Linked DNA regions of Homo sapiens: regions 1 and 3 are each linked to region 2. The links are chromatin contacts, found by Hi-C or POLR2A ChIA-PET in ENCODE. All regions are on one chromosome and are shown on one strand. The core of a region is the stretch at or near the end of the contact, and the rest is flanking DNA. Distances in the headings are between cores, read along the strand shown.

Region 1 (3,942 bases), core at 1,138-3,637, 150 kb before region 2:
CCCACCGGCAGGAGCGCCCACGGAGGTGGGGGAGGTTGCCTGAAGTCCCGCACTCCTTAAATTGCTCCTTAAATTGTGTGGGGTCAGACCCGTGTCCGCCCTGCTGTGGGCCTCCGTGCTGCGGGTTGGAGGGTGGCCGATTCCTGAGCTGTGTTTGAGGAGAGGGCGGAGTGCCATCTGGGTAGCCGTCCTTCAGCGTTCTGCAGGAAGGCAGGAACCCAGCTGTCAGAGGCTTCCCGGGAGGGGGTGTGGCATGGCAGCCTAGAGGCGCGCGCGCGTGTGTGTGTGTGTGTGTGTGTGTGTGTGTGTACAGATGCCCAGGTTCGGGATTGGCGTTAGACTTTGAGCCTGGCCAGAAGAGGGGCAGCGGCTGCCGCATCAGAGCCGCTCCCGCCCCCAGCCCCCTGCCCTGTCTTCCAGTCCTGACTTCCTGGGCGCCCCGGGGCTGGCGCTGCCCGCCGAGCCGCTGCCTCCGCTCCTGGCGCCGGACGTGTGGGCCCGACTGGAGAGCGACTACACCAGCTTCCTGGAGGTCAGGCCGGGCGGGTCAGGCTGGGCGGGCCAGGCTGGAGGGGGCGGGCCCTGGGGGGATGTGCGGCGCCCAGGCTATCGGCGGCCAGAGCTGGCTCTGGTTCACCCTGTGGCCCCCGGCGCGGGCTTGTGACCCGACAGGGCGGCCCTCATCCCGGACGGCGCGGGACGGGGTCTGGGAGGGTCTCACCACGGCCCATCCCTTCTCCCCCCAGGCCAAGATCGCAAGCTGCTTCGACAGCATCTTGCAGCTGGAGCAGAGTCACTGGGCGGCCGCCGAGGTCCCCGAGGTGCTGCAGGGCCTCTACCAGGCGCCGCTGTCCATGGACGTCCATATGGTGCGGCCCGGGAGCAGGGGCTGAGAAGGGGCGTCTGTTCAAGCCTCACGCACACGGTGGCGATTTCCAGAACGAATTCCTATCCAGTCCCAACCAACCCTTCCGTTAGATGGGAGCCTGAGGCCCCACGCGGGGGGAAATCGGGGACCCCCGGCGCGCCGACGGGCAGGGAGGCTGCTGGATGGGAGTTTGCGGGAGTTGACTCTCCAGTTGGGCGGCTGAAAGCTGGAGGGGCCAAGACTGACAGGCACAGCGGGGCGGGCTGGAGGCGCAGCGGGGGCTACCAGGGGACCCGCGGCCTCAGGTCGGGGGCTGGGAGGCACGCTCAGTGCGGGGCTTCGCTCGCAGCTCGTGGCCGAGCACGTGAAGGCGGCCGGCGCCATCTCCGCGGAGCTGGAGGCCACCACCCTGCGAATCTGCACGCGGGCGCTCGGCCTCTTCGTGCCCAGGTGCGGACGCATCCTCAGTAGGGGAGCGACCTGGCCGGGTGCGCTCTGCAGGTGGGAGGGAGGAGTCTGCGTAGGGACCTGATTGGGAGGGTGGACCCAGGGTCATCGCGCAGCTAGGGAGGGTCCCCAAAGGCTCTGTGTATCCCGCCCCAGGTTTGAAAAGGCTTTTCTGGCGTCGGAGGCGGTGAGCGAGCCGCACCTGGGCGCCTACATCAACGCCTGCGAGGAGCTCAGGTAGGGCTCGCCCGCTCCTGTGCGGGCGCAGCGTGGCCAGCAGGGGGCGCGCGAGCGCCGGGAACCTGGATGGAGGGGAGTGCGCGCGCGTGGAGGGGGCAGAGGTGAGGAGTGTGTGTGTGTGTTTGTGTCTGTGTGTTGGTGGATCTGAGGGGTGTGTGTGCGTGTGTGTGTAGCAGAGTTGGGGGGTGTGTGTGCGTGTGTGATGGAGCTGAGGGTGTGTGCCTGTGTGTGCATGCGTGGAGAGCTGAGGCTGTGTGTGTGCGTGTTTGGCAGAGCTGAGGGCTGTGTGTGTGTGTGTGTGTGTGTGTTGGAGCTAAGAGGTGTTTATGCATGTGCGTGTAGGGGTGGAGCTGAGTGGTGTGTGTGTGTCAGAGCCTAGATGCGTGTGTCTTGTGTGTGTGTGTCCATCCGAGCAGGGGCCCTGGGGGAGTGTGGATGGCTCTTCAAGGCTGAGCAGAGGCCGAGGGGTTCCAGCTCCCTGCCTGCTGCCCTGGGCTCCATTTTTCCCTCCCTTCATCCCAGGCAGCATTTCTTCCATCTTGGGACACCTCCTTCTCTGGGAAGCCTCCCTCAGCCTGCACCCTGGGCTTTGCTGGGGTGAGGTCTGGGTCTCTGTGTCCCCAGAAGGCAGACGCCCTCCCTGTGGGCTGGCAGTAGCTGTTGGCCTTCCGTGCCCTCAGCTCCAGGCCAGGCCTCAGCAGATGCGGCAGCGCCAGAGGCACAGACTGAGCCTCCCCATCTGGGTTTATCCTTTTTTAAAAGTGTGTAAATTTTAGTGTCCCGAAGTACTTCTCATTTGTCTGACTTCAAAGAACAGCTGTGCCACCTGCTGGCTGTGTGCTCCGGGACAAGCCACCTCCCCTCTGTGGCTCTTTTGCCACCTGTCAAATAGGATCAGAGCACCTGCTCCCTGGGGTGGTGTGGGACCTCTGTGCCTCAGGGGACTCAGTTCCCATTGGCTCTTTGTGAGCACTTCTCAGTGCCAGGCACTTTGTGGGTGCCTTCCCTGCCTGACACGTCTCATCCCAAGCGCAGTATACCCACGCACAGGTGCAGAGCACAGGCCTGGAAAGGAGGTGCCACTTGCCCGTGGCCACGTAGCCAGGAAGTGGTGGAGCTGGGACTTGAACTAGGCCTGCCTAAATCCAAAGCATGACCATCAGGCACTGCTTCTCCAACACTCTCGTCCTTAATCTGTGCCAGGCTTGTCCTTGGTGCTGGGACCCTGGGGTTTCAGCTCCAGGGAGCGTTCTCTGCCCCTTGGTAGGCAGCCTCTGGCCAAACCCTTGATGGAACTCCAGCCTGCTCTACTGTGTCCCTGGCTGCGGGGACTGCGTATAGCCTGGCCCTCAGTTTCCTCAACAGTGAAATAGGGACATGGTCACCTTCAGGGGGCAGTTATAAGGCTCAGGGTAGGGTATGTTCCAGGCATGGCTATGCCGCACTGTTTATCACCAAGAGGGATGGAAGGTCTGTCCCAGAGCTGCCAGAGGGGAACGGGTCAGCCACCCCTGACCCACCCCTTTGTGACTGGCTCCCTGGGCTTCTGTGCTGTCCCCCACTTGACTCTGCTCGCAGACAGCTACAATGGGGAGCCCCACGGGCTGCCCTTCACATTGTAGTCTAAGTGAGTGGAGCTGTGTGCCCGGCTCTATTCCCCAGCCTGGTCTCCCTTGCCCACCTCATCGCTGGTCCTGGCCCCTCCCCAGGACCAGTCTTCTCTCCAGGTTCCCAGGAACCCAAGAGGAGCTGGAGAAGCCCCTGGTGACGGCCACCTGCAGCTTCCAGAAGCACTTGCTTCAGGGCTTGCAGCGTGAGTTGCAGGTGACTGTGATAGGCCCTCTCTCCCTACTTCCCATGCCCAGCAGGCACCCCCTATTTCCTAGAGCCTGGGGGCCCAGGTCACAGCATTCATTTATTCCAGGGTGAGCTCATGGGTGTGTGTGTAGGGTAGTGGGCAGGGGACCCAGGTGAGGTCCCAGCTGAGCAGGGGCGGCTGGGAGACGCCTGCCTTCTCACTTCAGTCTCCAGCTCTTAGTGGTCACCCCCGAAGCCTGGGATGGTGGGTCCACGGATCCAGGCCCAGGGTCCTCACCCAGTCCCTCAAGGCTTCTCCAGGGCATGCCCTGAGCAGATCTGACTGCACAGACTCAAACCCTGCCCCTAGAGCTTGGGGCCTGGGAGAGGCATTCTGGGAAAGGGCTCGTGACATAACCTGTGGCTAGGAGAGGGAATGGCACCCCAAACCCAGGAGGGAAGGGGTCAGGAGTGGCACACTGGGCTTCGAGGGAGGGGTTACGTTGCGGGCGTAGTGCACATTTGCAGACTCCCAGCCCCTCTGTCCCCAGCCGCTCTTCAGGGTTGTGTGCACCAGGGACTGGCTGACG
Region 2 (4,225 bases), core at 1,723-4,222:
TCTCATCTCCACAAAAAATTTTGTTAGAAGTTAGCCAAGTGTGGTGGCATACAACAGCTGTCCCAGTTACTCAGGAGGGTAAGGTGGGAGGATCACGTGAGCCCAGAAGGTCAAGGCTGCAGTGAGCCATGACTGCATAAATGCACTCCAGCCTGAGTAACAGAGTGAGATCCTGCCTCAAAAAAAAATTATAAAAAAAGGTATAAAAATGACAGCCGACTCTATGAATATACTAAAACCAGTGAATTGTACACTTTATACAAATGAAATAGCACCAAGTACGGGTGTTGCTTAAAAGGACACCTTTGGATCCTTCATAGGATGTCACCATTAGAGGATCTGGGGAGAATATAGGACTCTATTATTTGCAACTTCCTGTGAGTCTATAATTTTTCAAAATAAAAGTTTAAAAATGGGTTAGATAATAACAAATCTCAGTATTTACTAACTCCAATAGAATAATTGGAGAAATCAGTCAAAATATTTAAAAGTGACCCTGGCCCCATTTTCCAGCACATGCCCAAGGTCCTGGGTGCTGAGGGAGCCGTGGGTCCTCCTTCCCTGGGGTGGAGCCTTCTCTGTCCCTGGGCTCCTGGCACAGACTCCCTCCAGGACCCAGATGGGGTGGGCGGGGTCCTCACACTGTGCCCTCTCCCCACCCTGCCCGCCCCAGCTCAGGGCCGGAATCCAGGGATCCCAGGCTGGGTCCCACCCACGGTCATATCTCCCTGTGGCTCCTGGTCTCTACTGCACCCCCAGCCTCGGCACTGGGTTGACCCTGGAAGGCCTCCTGGGTGCAGGAAGGGGTGGGACCCTTGTCTTTACTCGCATGTGGCGGCATCCCCCTGGCAGCGGGAAGGGCCCTCCCCTGGACACATCTGTGCAGGTTCCAATAACCAGTCACACGGGAGCGTTTGGGCGCAGCATTAAAAAAATGCTCCGAGTTAATTTCCTGGGCCCAGCTCCTTTCCACTCTGGATTTCAGCCTCTTAGGAGAATAAGCCAGCGAAGTGGGGTTGGGCCGCAGACACAGGAGTGGGAGAAAAGTGGAGGGGAGGGTCCATGTAGTCAGACCAATACTCCCACTGAAACCAGATCATATGGTGGACTCAGTGTTTTAATGCTGTGGTTTTGGCCAGGCATGGTGTCTCCCATCTGTAATCCTGGCACTTTGGGAGGCTGAGGCAGGTGGGTCGCTTGAGCCCAGGAGCTCGAGATCAGCCTGGGCAACATAGCCAGACCCTGTCTCTAAAAAAAAAAAAGTTTTTAATTAGCCGGGTGTGGTAGTGCACACCTGTAGCCTCAGCTACTGGAGAGGCTGAGGCAGGAAGATGGCTTGAGCTCAGCAGGTCAAGGCTACAGTGAGCCATGGTCACACCACTGTACTCCAGCCTGGGCAACAAAGAGAGATTTTGTCTCAAAAAAAAAAAAAGTGTCTTTTTAAAAAACTGGAATGCTGGCAAGATAATCACCAGACCCAATGGAAGGGAAGCAGGACTCTGTGGGGTCAGCCAAGCAGGAGGACCCAGGAGAGTTTAGGGGGTGAATGAGAACATTGATTCCCATGGGCTCTGGGGGAGGGAAAACAACACAACCCTTGGGTCCTGGAGTGGGGTGTCTACGGGAAATCCCCTCCACGCTGTACTGGGCGCACAAAGGGAGTTCGCCCAGAAGCACGTGCACAGCCTCTGGGGCGGGCGCCTGCATTGCACCCCTCAAAATATTGCTACCATGATGTGCAAGGACAAGGTGGGGCACAAAGGTAGCCAAGCACCAAAGACAGAAGCCAGGACAAAGAGGGGCTCCAGACCACAGAAACATGCCCACCGGGCGGCAGAGCAGGGGACAGACTCTGTGCCCCCGTACTTCTATTCCATGTCCTGGGTCTCACCTCACACCTTTCTTGCAGTTCATGTGTCTCTCACTGTGTCCACAATGATATTCTACACATCCAGAAGGGTTTGTAGTAATTATAGGGTTTTTTGTTTCTATAACTCATATTTATTTATTTTTATTGGTACACAATAATTGTACATATTTATGGGGTACGTGGGATATTGTAATACATGCATACAATCTGTAATGATCAGATCAGGGTATTAGGATATTCATCGTCTCAAATGTTTGTCACTTTTTTTTTTGAGATGGAGTCTTGCTCTGTCACCCAGGCTGGAGTGCGGTGGCACGATCTCAGCTACTGCAACCTCTGCCTCCCAGATTCAAGTGATTCCCCTGCCTCAGTTTCCCAAGTAGCTGGAACTACAGGTGCGCGCCACCATGCCCAGCTAATTTTTGTGTTTTTAGTGGAGACAGGGGTCTCGCCGCATTGGCCAGACTGGTCTCAAACACTTGACCTCAAGTGATCCACCCGCCTTGGCCTCCCAAAGTGCTGGGATTATAGGTGTGAGCCATGTGGAGGAAAAGTTAAATATTAAATTTGAACTCCATTGAACTTGAACACAAGGAATGGTTATGTGCCAGTAAATAGCCTCTGGGCATCTGCCTGGGAGCTAATAACCTATACTGATTGTTCTGGTAAGGTACATTTTCTACCTTAAGGCAAACAAACAACAGAATCTACAGAATAGGCTAACCTTCCTGTATTCCCTGAGTCCAGTCATGAAGGGCCCTCGTGCCTGGGGCTCAGGCCAAAAAAGGAATACTACAAAAGGGTGAGGGTCCCAGACCCCGCCGAAGCTCCGCAAGAACTCTCCTCGTCTGTGCGCGGACGGGCGGCCGACTCTGGAGCCCAGGCTGCTGCTTCCCTGTCTGGTGATGCTTCCTCCATAGTCCAGTGGGTGTAAATATATACAGATATATCTTTTCTTGTCCCTTTCCCACTGTGATTTGCTTATTATATTTGTGTTGCCATATACTTGGGATGAAGGCTGTTTGCCCTTAAAAGTATCGTGTGTGCCTTTTCTTCACCCCCCGGGCATTTCCCACACAGAAACTTTTGGTATCAGGAACAGGATTCGAAAACGAAAGTATGCCACTTTCCAGTCGCAGGGACTGGGCTGGAGGCTCGGGGACTTCCCACATCCCGGGATGGGAACTTCCCCAGTTCTCCCCCTCGGCGACTGAATAGTCCAGGGGAACTGGCTTTTGTGAAAATTGGGAATCTAAGTTAGTGCATTTTGAACTGTTGGCTGTGTGTGAGGTGCTGCAGGAAATTCTAGTTTGATAAGGGGATGCCGAGGGAATTTCCTGGCATGGATGCTGCTTGCTTACTGCTTATAAGTTAATGTGTCAAGATAGGGACCGGTTGCTACAAAAGAAATGTAAGCTGGAAAAGGAAAATGCTAATTTGACTTCCAGACTGGCCCTGGCCCAATGCCAGGCCTATGTCTTGACTGATCAAGCTCAAAGCTAGTAATGCTTCCTCCATAGTCTGGTGGGTGTAAATATATATAGACATAGCTCTTCTTCTCCCTTTCCCACTGCGATTTGCTTATTATGTCTGTATTGCCATATACTTGGAATAAAGGTGTTTACCCTTAATAGTATTGTGTATTGTGCCCTTTCTTCTCCCCTCTCGCGTCTCCCACACAGAACAATGTCCAGCAGTATTTTTTAGTAACTACAGTTTTTTTTCTAGAATTCATATTTATTTTGTTGGTACACAATAATTGTACATATTTATGGGGGACATGGGATATTGTAATACATGCATACAATTTATAATGATCAAATCAGGGTATTAGAATATTCATCACCTCAAATATTTGCCATTTCTATGTGTTGGGAACATTTCATATCTTCTCTTCTAGCTTTTTTTTTTTTTTTCCTTGAGATGAAGTCTTGCTCTGTCTCAGACTGGAGTGCAGTGGCGCGATCTCGGCTAACTGCAAACTCCGCCTCCCGGGTTCAAGTAATTCTTTTGCCTCAGCCTCCCAAGTAGCTGGGACTACAAGCATACACCACCACACCTGGCTAAGTTTTGTATTTTTAGTAGAGATAGGGTTCCACCGTGTTGGCCAGCCTGGTCTCAAACTCCTGACCTCAAGTGATCCACCCGCCTCGGCCTCCCAAAGTGCTGGGATTACAGGTGTGAGCCATGGTGCCTGGCCATCTTCTAGCTATTTTGAAGTATACAAGAAATTATTTTTAATTATACTCACCCTACTATGCTATCAAACACTAGAACTTATTCCTTCTAATTGTATGTTTGTACTCAGTAATCAATCTCTCTTCATCCCCACGCTGCACCTTTCCCAGCCTCTGG
Region 3 (3,689 bases), core at 1,035-3,534, 190 kb before region 2:
TCGTCTCCAGATAGGACTGGCGGCAGCAGCGCCTGGAAACTTGTTTGAAATGCACCCCAGACCCACTCACCCAGAGTCACTGGGGCTGGGCCAGAGGGCTGTAGGCGATTCTGCTGCACACTCCAGGTTGACAGCCCCCGCTGTGGGCTCTAGAGTGACACCTGCGGTGCAGTTTCCCTCGAGGGCCTCTGCTGTTGGCCAGGACAGGCACTCACCTACCTCCTATTCCCAGCACCACCCTCCATCTCTGGTCAGGGCGAAGCAAGAGTGGAGGGAGGGAGGTTTGGGGACGTTCAGGGTGATATCAAGTCTGGACAGCTGCCATGGCCAGTCCACCACCTCCCTTGTCTGAGCCAGGGGCAGATCATACACTCATCAGCAGATTATTACTCATCTGTTAATGGGTAACACCTCGGCCCCACCATGCAAGGCTGAGAGGCCAGCGTGAGATTCTGCACTGAGCGGGGGTAGGGGTACTCCACACCCCAGGTCTCCATCAGTCACCACCATCGTGGGTCTGGCTCCTATCCCTCCCCAGCATTCAGAGGATAATCTCCCTACATGGCCTTGGACACCCAGCTCACTGGGTCGGGTAGCCTGAGGCCGGGATGCCAGGCCTTTGCACAGAGACTGTCTCAGAGGCCACCCCTCCCACCAGCGCTTTGGACCTTTCTCCACCTTTACACCCCACCCAGCCAACCCAGGCTGCACACCCCTCGGGCGCAGTGTTGGCACTGAGTCTGGTGACCGCTCGCTGGGAGGAAATGTTGGCCTGCATGACTGAGTGACCTGACTGCTGGGAGGCCGGGGCTGGGGGAGACGGGATGCCGGGGAAATGGGTGCCCAGGCCAGGACAGAGTGCGCACAAGCAGCCTAGCCTCAGGCATCCGTTCTCCCTGACTGCTCTGGGGCACAGAGGCAGGGCAGGGCCCAGGATGTCAGGCCCCACCCTGCAGCCATGATGCGGGACTGAGGCTAGCCGGGCCTTGAATCCTACCCCAAACCCCCGCAGGTGGGGCCAGGGCCATGAAGGGCTGGACCCCTATCTCCCTGGCGGCCACAGTCACATCTTTGCCCCTAGGGCTCAGGGGATTCCCTTGGAGGCTTTTAGAGCTCAGCAAGAATCAGTTCAACCTGTGGCTGCTGGGGTGTGGGCGGGTTCTGCATGATTTGCGGGCCCAGCACCCATCATGCCTGTCCGCAGGGCTCAGCGCCCCTGGTGCAGGAGGAGAGGGAGGGCAACAGGGCTCCCCTGTGGGCCGCTGGCCTTGGGGGTTCCTCCCTTGGCTCTGGGCTTCTCCAGCTGTGGTTCCAGGGCAAGCCTCTTTCCCTCCCAGTCTCAGTATGTGTTCCTGTACCGCCCCAGTGCTGTCCTGGGACTGGAGGTCTCCAGGCCCCAGCTGGGGTGTGGCCAGTGTCAATGTAGCTGCAGTGACGGGGTGTCTCCCCACCCCGGCACCTTCCTGCCTCCGGGGCCCCGCAGCCCAGTGCACAGTGTCATGGTGCACTCCAGGACGGAGCTCTCCCCTCACAAGCTCTGTGACCCCAGGCAGGCTCTTCAGCCTCTCGGTCCCTGGTTTCCTCCCTGTAAATGGGATACTACGCCATCTTTATAGGGCTTCCATGATTCAGTGAAGCCATCTGGTTTCAGGCCAATTGCCTGGAGAGTGCCTGCTCACAGGACATGCGGTGTGAGCTGAGCTAGGATTATGGCGTAGCTCTCCAGCACACTTGTGCACTATACACACACATACCATTTCCGTCTTACCCACCACCGTACTAAGGAGGACTTTTTAAGAAGGGGCACACACTTTAGAGTTAATGTTTGTTACACAAAGGTGGCCCACGACAATTAGTGCTCATTTAGCACGTGCCTGGCAGCAGGACCTTGCCCACCTCTGTGAACAGGAGCTGCCCCTTAGTGAGGTGAGACTGTGCTGGCCACACGGCAGGACCTGGCCATCCCCAGAGCTTCCCAGCTGGAGGCTGCCAGCTGCTGCCCTCAGCAGTGAGGAGTCCTCAGAGGCTCTGGAAGTTACAACCCTGACCCTCCGCCTGAGACCTGAGCCCTGCCAGGCCTGTCTGTGTGCACAGCACCAGGGTTAAAGTGGGGCCAAGTAGGGCAGGCGACAAGCAAGGTCCCCTGCGGTGGGCGGGCTGAGGGTGGGGCAGGCTGAACTCTGCCAGCCCAGGGCGGGCCGGATGACCTCAGCTCCGGGTGACACCGGTGGGCGTCGGGTGTGGCCTCAGACAGCTCCCTTCCTCCCCGGCTGGTTGCCAGGTCAACACCGGGTGGGACTAGCCTCTGGTGTCGGCAGTAGCCCCATGCTCCCGGCCTTTGGGTTCTTGCATGCGCCGTCCCCATCACCTGGCTGCCCCTCTCACTTCCGTCTCCACCTGTCCCGGGTCACCTGTCCTTCAAGCCAGAAATTAAGGACAGCACCCCCTCCCAGACCGCCTGGCTGCAGTCCCGGGATGGGCGCTCCTAGTCGCCTAGATCGGGCCCCCGCTGAGCCCGATCCCCCTCCCCGCTCCGCGCCGGAGCCGAGCTCCCTGCGCCGGACCAGCAAGCGCCCGGGCCTCGACTTCCCCTTCCGTGCAATGGGAAGCAAGCCTCGCTTTCCTATGAGCAGGGTGTCGGCTCCGCGCGGGCCCCGGCCCTGGATCCTGCTTGGCTTTGCCTGGAGCCTCATTCTCTCCGGCTGTGCCGGGGGAGGCTGGAGGCGGCGGCGAGGGGGACAGGAGTGTCGCCCGGCTCCTCCGCCCGCGGCCGCCGAGGGACGTGGTCGGGCGTTCCTCTCTCGAGCCGGGAGGGGGCGCTGGAGCACCGGGAACCCGGGGCCGTTAGCACCGCCCCTCCTGCCGACGCCCCGCCTCCGGCCGCGTTTCCCCGGGCCTGGTCCCGCTCCGCTCCGCGGCGCCTCCTCTCCGCAACTCCCACTAGGAGGGCAGACCCTCAGCCGGAGCCGAGGCCGCGCCCCGCAGCCGCGCCCCGGGGCTGCCCCTGTGGGTGGAGCCTCTTAGGACGACATCCAAACACCCCGGGCGGGCGCGGGACTCACGCCGGGAATCCCAGCACTTTGGGAGGCCGAGGCGGGCGGATCACCTGAGGTCAGCAGATCGAGACCAGCCTGAGCAAGATGGTGAAACCCCGTCTCTGCTAAAAATACAAAATTAGCCTGGCGTGGTGGTGGGTGCCTGTAATCCCAGCTACTCAGGAGGCTGAGGCAGGAGAATCGCTTGAACCTGGGAGGCGGAGGTTGCAGTGAGCTGAGATCACGCCACTCTGCACTCCAACCTGGGCGACTGAGCGAGACTTCGTCCCAAAACAAACAAACAAAAAAACCCACCAAAAAATAAAAAACTGAAACCGTATTTTTTTTTTCGACAGGGTCTTGCTCTGTAACCCAAGCTGGAGTGCAGTGATGCGATCACGGCTCAATGCAACCTCAACCTCTCCGGGCTCAAGTGATCCTCCCACCTCAGCCTCCCAAGTAGCTGGGACTACAGGCGCCGCCACTCCTGGCTCCTTTTTTTTTTTCTTTTTTGAGACGGAGTCTGCCTCTATCGCCCAGGCTGGAGTGCAGTGGCTCGATCTCGGCTCACTGCAACCTCCACCTCCCAGGTCCAAGCAATTCTTCTGCCTCAGCCTCCCGAGTAGCTGGGACTACAGGCGTGTACCACCGTGC

The links. Hi-C counts contacts between places; a loop is a spot of excess contacts on that map. ChIA-PET counts read pairs that join two places held with the same protein, here RNA polymerase II (POLR2A). Pooled maps may share reads with other maps.
Region 1: a pooled map shows a loop between it and region 2 (2.1-fold over the local background). The contact joins two enhancer-like sites. A Hi-C loop is called at or near these places in 3 of 50 pooled maps. POLR2A ChIA-PET finds 5 or more read pairs at or near these places in 9 of 52 experiments (BJ, MCF 10A, PC-9 and 4 more).
Region 3: a pooled map shows a loop between it and region 2 (2.2-fold over the local background). The contact joins two enhancer-like sites. A Hi-C loop is called at or near these places in 2 of 50 pooled maps. POLR2A ChIA-PET finds 5 or more read pairs at or near these places in 2 of 52 experiments (WTC11 and naive thymus-derived CD4-positive, alpha-beta T cell).

The regions. Positions count from the first base shown.
Region 1 is chr14:103,103,521-103,107,462 of GRCh38, forward strand. EXOC3L4 (exocyst complex component 3 like 4) reads left to right here. Exons shown (of 12, transcript NM_001077594.2): 4 at 421-532; 5 at 747-869; 6 at 1,218-1,318; 7 at 1,472-1,552; 8 at 3,265-3,379; 9 at 3,904-3,942. Among named protein-coding and RNA genes, the nearest start is that of EXOC3L4, 11 kb to the left of the region's middle. RefSeq lists an enhancer at 1,038-1,788 and a silencer at 1,663-1,822. Within about 2 kb of position 2,388, at least 2 of the 41 ENCODE cell types and tissues checked have a DNase peak (open chromatin) inside an H3K27ac peak, as active enhancers do.
Region 2 is chr14:103,257,684-103,261,908 of GRCh38, forward strand. No RefSeq gene overlaps it. Among named protein-coding and RNA genes, the nearest start is that of LINC00605, 71 kb to the left of the region's middle. Within about 2 kb of position 2,973, at least 26 of the 41 ENCODE cell types and tissues checked have a DNase peak (open chromatin) inside an H3K27ac peak, as active enhancers do.
Region 3 is chr14:103,072,912-103,076,600 of GRCh38, forward strand. No RefSeq gene overlaps it. Among named protein-coding and RNA genes, the nearest start is that of LBHD2, 9.5 kb to the right of the region's middle. RefSeq lists an enhancer at 1,903-2,494 and a silencer at 2,688-3,137. Within about 2 kb of position 2,285, at least 25 of the 41 ENCODE cell types and tissues checked have a DNase peak (open chromatin) inside an H3K27ac peak, as active enhancers do.